Regions from separate parts of the Mus musculus genome. Here region 2 is linked to region 1. A link is a loop called in an ENCODE intact Hi-C map of the cell type or tissue named here. Cell type or tissue: heart. All regions are shown on one strand. Each heading gives the region's core, and the rest is flanking DNA. Links, peaks and the distances in the headings are about the cores only. Region 1 overlaps Crybg2 (crystallin beta-gamma domain containing 2). Region 2 overlaps Cep85 (centrosomal protein 85).

Region 1 (2,803 bases), core at 275-2,774:
TGGGGGCAGCTGCATCTGGTACTATGAAGATGGCCTGCTGAAGAACCAGGTACGGTTCCAGAGCTTGTTTTGCTGAGACCAGGTTTGCCAACCTGCCTTGGGAAGTCCCAGCCCAGTTAGATGCAAGATGCATGCAACCCGGAAGTAGAGATGCGAGCTCATTCATCTTTCTTATGTTATATCTTCAAAGAACTAGTGTTTGGGGCTGGGCAAGTGCCACAGTAGTTAAAAGCACTTGTTGCAAGCCGGGCAGTGGTGGCACTTGCCTTTAATCCCAGCACTTGGGAGGTAGAGGCGGGCGGATTTCTGAGTTTGAGGCCAGCCTGGTCTACAGAGTGAGTTCCAGGACAGCCAGGGCTACACAGAAAAATCCTGTCTCGAAAAACAAAACAAAACAAAAACAACAACAACAAAAGCACTTGTTGCTTTTGCAGAGGACCTAAGTTCAGTTCCCAGCATAAAAATGATGACATAGGCCATCCCTAATTCTAGTTGCAGAGTATTTGATGCCCTCTTCTAACCTCGGTGGGCACCAGGCATGTGTTTATTGCACAGACATGCATGCGGTCAAAACACTCATAAAATAAATCTAAAAATGAATGAAGAGACTTACCTAGGGCTAGATTCAAAAGTAGTGAATGAGCTGGACAGGGTGGCCCACGTATTCAGGAGGCAGAAAGAGTTGAATATCTATGAGCTCAAGGCTAGCCTGGTCTACATAGCAAGTTCTGGGCAAGCCAAAGCTACATAGATACTGCGTCCCAGACAAAAGAAACCACAACAACAAAAATCCAGCGAGCGAAGGATGGCTTGAGCATGGGAGATTTCCTAGGCCAAATCTCACGATCTTCTGGGGCCTCAGATGGCCCCCACCATGAGCCTACAGGTGATTGGACCTCCTAGCCCAGGCTCCAAAGTAGTACTATGGGCCGAGAGCCGCCTACCACGCCAAACCTGGAGCATCAATGAATTGGGTCACATCTGCAGCCAAATGTTTGAAGGCCAGATCCTGGATGTGAAGGGTAATGTAGGGGTGGGGTAAGGGTGCATAAGAGGGGAGTAAAAACTGGGCTGCATCCAGCACTCTCTGACCACCTCTGAATTTTCCCCCTCCTCTCCCCCCCCCCGCAGGCGGACGAGGGTATGACCGTGACCATGTGGTGCTGTGGGAACCAACCAAGGACAGACTTTCCCAGATCTGGACTGTCCATGTACTTTGAACCAACCAACGCCATCACCAGTTTCCTTCAGGAGGCTTTTGCTGGGATGAAGTGTTTTATACAGATTTTGCTGTGAAATAAGCTATTTTCTACTATGCTGCTGGTGGTCTCGTCTCTGCACCTTGATGTTGGGATGGAGAGAGTCCAGTTGACCCTCAGCCTCCTCTTCTGGTTGGTTTCACTTCCTGTGCAGCTTCCCCTGACCACCAGGGGGAGCTGCATACCCCACACTGGTGTGTCATCCGTTCTGCCTCTCTGACTGTAGGGACTAGCCAGCCAAGCCTATGTGATTCCCACCCCAGTGCAGGACTCAGATGGGTGTTCAGGGGACAGAAGTGGATGGCTGTCCCACTTGGAAGAGGTACTGTAGGAGTTGGCCAGGCCAGAAAGAAATAACAGCAGAAACTATTCCAGGGATAGAGATGTATCCAAGGGTGAACTTTCAAGGTTCGGTCTGTGAGTCCACAGTGGGCAGGGCAAGAAAGACAGGAGGGTCTACATTTCTGCTTCTTCTAAATCTGGTCACAAAGCCTGAAGGTTTAGCCTTGGGCAGAAAAGCCAGGAGAAGGGGCTGGGTCCCTAGCTGTGTGACAGGTCAGGATATCAGAGACCTCGGGCTGCAGTTATGTTGCCATCCTCTGTTGACATGGGATCCTGGGAAGACACAGAGGCAAGGACCCTTGGGAATCAGTCTGAGCTTCCTTGTCTCCTCCAAAGACCACCCCCAAGCCCAGGAGGGCAGGGTGGTTAGAGGGGCTGCTGGTCCTTCCTGCCTTCCCTGGCTGAGGGTGTGGGTAGCAAGCCTTGCCTCCTCATCCTCTTGCCCAGTGATAGAAGGCATGTGGTCAGAGACTTGGGAGCCATCCTTCCGCAAACCTTCCCAGACACGGGCTGCTTCTGGGTCTGTAGTACTCCCGTTGGGAGTTTTGAGAGAAACAGCCAAACAATATGTGATTTCCCAGAATCTATCAGTATGAAGACATCAAGGGCATGGGCTGGGCACCTGCCTGAACCTGGGGTGTGTGGGGCTTGAGAGTCAAGGGCAGTACTGGGTTCACTCCTAATACTGCCGCACACATGACTCCTGAGGCCAGTGATGTGCAGTGATCGATCACACGTGGGACCCCATCTAAGCATAAGTATAACTTTATTGTGCCCTAGCTGGGTGTCACGGCCCCGCTCCCATTCCGGCCATTGGCTGTCAACTTTAGCCTCCTTGGATATCTGCTATCAACCCTTCCCGTGGGTTGGGATGTCTCTCGCTACTGATGGTGGCAGCAGTGGGTGGAGCACGGGGCTTCAGAAGCTGCGCCTTCACCTCAGCTGAGGTAGAAGAGGCACATTAAGGTATTGGCAAAGAAGAGGAAACTGCAGGCACCCGCATCGATGATGGATGAGGCCCCACTCTTTAAGGGGGTTTTTTTGGTGGAGGTGCTGTTTTTGTTAGTACCAGAAGCGGCCGTAGTGGCTTGTCCCAAGGATCCTGTTTGTATCTGCAAGAGAAGCGCTGCTCAGTAGGATTTGAACCTTCTGTTGAGGGCTCCTGCCCCTTTGTTCCCTTTCTTCAACTCTAGGCTTCCATA
Region 2 (2,803 bases), core at 70-2,569, 74 kb after region 1:
CCAGGCTGGCCTTGAATTCAGAGATCTATCTGCCTCTGCTTCCCAAGTGCTGGAACTAAAGGCATATACCACTATGTCTGGCCCCATAAATAGTAATTATTATCATTAGATCTTCTGCCCTCTAGGCCCCATTTAAATGCCTTGTAAAGTACTTATGGGTAATTGGTACATGTGTGCAAAAGCAAGTGGCAGAGACATTAGAGATACAAAAATAAAAAAATAGAGGTTATATGGAAGGAGCTCAGTAAAGGAGAGGGCACGGGGAAAGCCTTGTGGGACTACTAGAGCATGCATAATAGTACAAGTGGACTAGCTAGCAGATAGATGAAGATGGGAATAGTACAAACGGGCCTAGATTAACAATGGAAAAAGGGCCATTGACGAAAAACACTATGCCAGGGCTATGTCTGAATGGTAGGACACCTGGAGCATGTGTGAGGCCCAGGGTTCAACCTCAAGAACCACAGAACCAAGAACAAAGAACAGGTGTGTACACACACCATAGTAAGACAGAAAATTTGGTGATATTAAGAAATAAGCTTAGGGGCTGGTGAGATGGCTCAGTGGGTAAGAGCACTGACTGTTCTTCCAAAGGTCCTGAGTTTAAATCCCAGTAACCACATGGTGACTCACAACCACCCATAATGAGATCTGACGCCCTTTTCTGGTATGTCTGAAGACAGCTACAGTGTACTTATGTATAATAAATAAAATAAATCTAAAAAAAAAAAAAAGAAAGAAATAAGCTTGGGGCTGGAGAGATGGCTCAGCAGGTAAGAGCACTGACTGCTCTTCTGAAGGTCTTGAGTTCAAATCCCAGCAACCACATGGTGGCTCACAACCACCCATAATGAGATCTGACGCCCTCTTCTGGTGTGTCTGAAGTCAGCCAGTGTACTTACATATAATAAATAAATCTTTGGGCCTGAGCGAGCAGAGTTGATCGGAGCGAGCAAGCAGAGGTCCTAAAAATTCAGTTCCCAACAACCACATGAAGGCTCATAACTTTCTGTACAGCTACAGTGTACTCACATACATAAAATAAATAAATAAGTCTTAAAAAAGAAAGAAAAAAAAAGAAGCTTGGAAAGAAAGAGAGAAAGAAAGACAGACAGAAAGAAGTAAGCGAGCTTGGACTGGAGAGATGGCTCAGAGGTTAAGAGCACTGACTGCTCTTACAGAGGTCCTGAGTTCAATTCCCACCAAGAACATGGTGGCTCACAACCATCTGTAACGGGATCTGGTGCCCTCTTCAGGCATGTAGGCACATATGCAGGCACAACACTATACATAATAAATAAATAAATAAATATGCTTGAGATTATTTATGGTTATTCAGATTCCATGACTGAATAGCCTGTCCTTACAATCAGTCTGTAAATGACAATCTATGTGGAATTCAAATGGACAATGGCAGTGCATGCTGACAGTCAAATCGGGAATCAAGCTTACCCTCTGCAATGTCTGAGCATGATGTCCCAATGGCTGTGTCCCCACTGTCAGCAATGCTTGAGCAGCGGCTGAAGCGGCTCCGAAAGGTCTCTGAGATAACTGGTGTCTGCCACTCAGTTCCCAGAGAACTGCCTTTTTGAATCACATTGGAACCTGTAACAAGAGGCATTTTTCACTTTAGTGTGAGCCAGCTGATGAAATTGAATTAAGCACTTTTTTGGAGTGTAAGGTCAGTAAATTTTTATTAGGTGACTTCACATGTAATTCCTTAACTGACTATCCACATTGTTGAAGCTCAAGATTTCTCAAGATAGGCCCCTTTCAAAGAATTAGTGCTTAATCCAGTTGAAGAACAAACTATTTAGTTTAATAATCAATTACTTAGAGCTACATTCTAGCTCAGTTATATCCACTGACATATAAAACCTTATCATAGCAACATAGAACGACTCACAATAGAGCCATGCTCTAAGCATGCACTATACTGCAATGTAGTTCTTGAAAACCTAGTCAGCAATAAAACATTCCAAGCAGGTTGACTGCTAACAAAGCAGTACATGGAAAACCCCAGGGCCTTATTTTGTAATGGCTATGTCCACAGCAAACAGGACTAAACCTGTAAAACAGCAGCAGGCACATCTTTCTTATTCTCAGCCCCATTTCAGCTACTATGAACTCCTTAATTTACTTAAAAAAAAAAGATTTATTTATTATTTGTAGGTACACTGTAGCTGTCTTCAAACACTCCAGAAGAGGGCATCAGATTTCATTATGGATGGTTGTGAGCCACCATGTGGTTGCTGGGATTTGAACTCAGGACCTTCAGAAGAGCAGTCAGTGCTCTTACCCACTGAGCCATCTCTCCAGCCCCCCTTAATTTACTTTTGTTGTTTAGTTTTATTTTACTACTGTTGTAGTTTGTTTTGGCTTTTGAGACATGATCTTAAAATGAAGCCTAGGTTAGCCTGGCACTTGCTATGCATGCCAACTAGGCTGGTCTCAAACTTACGGAGATCAGCCTGTCTCTGCTTCCAGAATTCTGGGATTAAAGGCATCTTCTATATGTTTATCACTCTGTAGCACAGGTTGCTTTCAAACTCATGACAATTCGCCTATATTAGCCTCCTGAGTAACTGGAATTACAATGTGCGCCACTGGGCTCACCAGAGTTAGCTGATTTTTTTGTTTGTTTGGGTTTTTTGTTTTTTTGTTTTTTTCGAGACAGGGTTTCTCTGTCTAGCCCTGGCTGTCCTGGAACTCACTCTGTAGACCAAGCTGGCCTTGAACTCAGAAATCCGCCTGCCTCTGCCTCCCAAGTGCTGGGATTAAAGGTGTGCGCCATCACTGCCCG

Evidence for each region. Hi-C counts contacts between places; a loop is a spot of excess contacts. Peaks named below come from ENCODE experiments on the same cell type or tissue, not always from the same donor. Only the 100,000 strongest peaks of a DNase experiment are listed, where the experiment ranks them.
Region 2: it touches region 1 in a loop (5-fold over the local background); 2 of 42 quality-filtered maps call a loop at or near these places.

Annotation. Positions count from the first base shown.
Region 1 is chr4:134,091,188-134,093,990 of GRCm38, forward strand. It overlaps Crybg2 (crystallin beta-gamma domain containing 2), which reads left to right. Exons shown (of 20, transcript NM_001162970.1): 18 at 1-49; 19 at 863-1,022; 20 at 1,132-1,317. The coding sequence ends at 1,220. Cd52 (CD52 antigen) reads right to left here. Exons shown (of 2, transcript NM_013706.2): 2 at 2,351-2,713. The coding sequence ends at 2,540. Among named protein-coding and RNA genes, the nearest start is that of Cd52, 2.5 kb to the right of the region's middle. In heart, for the core only: a CTCF peak has its summit at 1,425 (motif pointing right); a DNase peak (open chromatin) is centred at 1,444.
Region 2 is chr4:134,165,837-134,168,639 of GRCm38, forward strand. Cep85 (centrosomal protein 85) reads right to left here. Exons shown (of 14, transcript NM_144527.3): 3 at 1,453-1,605. Among named protein-coding and RNA genes, the nearest start is that of Cep85, 20 kb to the right of the region's middle. In heart, for the core only: a CTCF peak has its summit at 1,257 (motif pointing left); no DNase peak of the experiment used is centred there.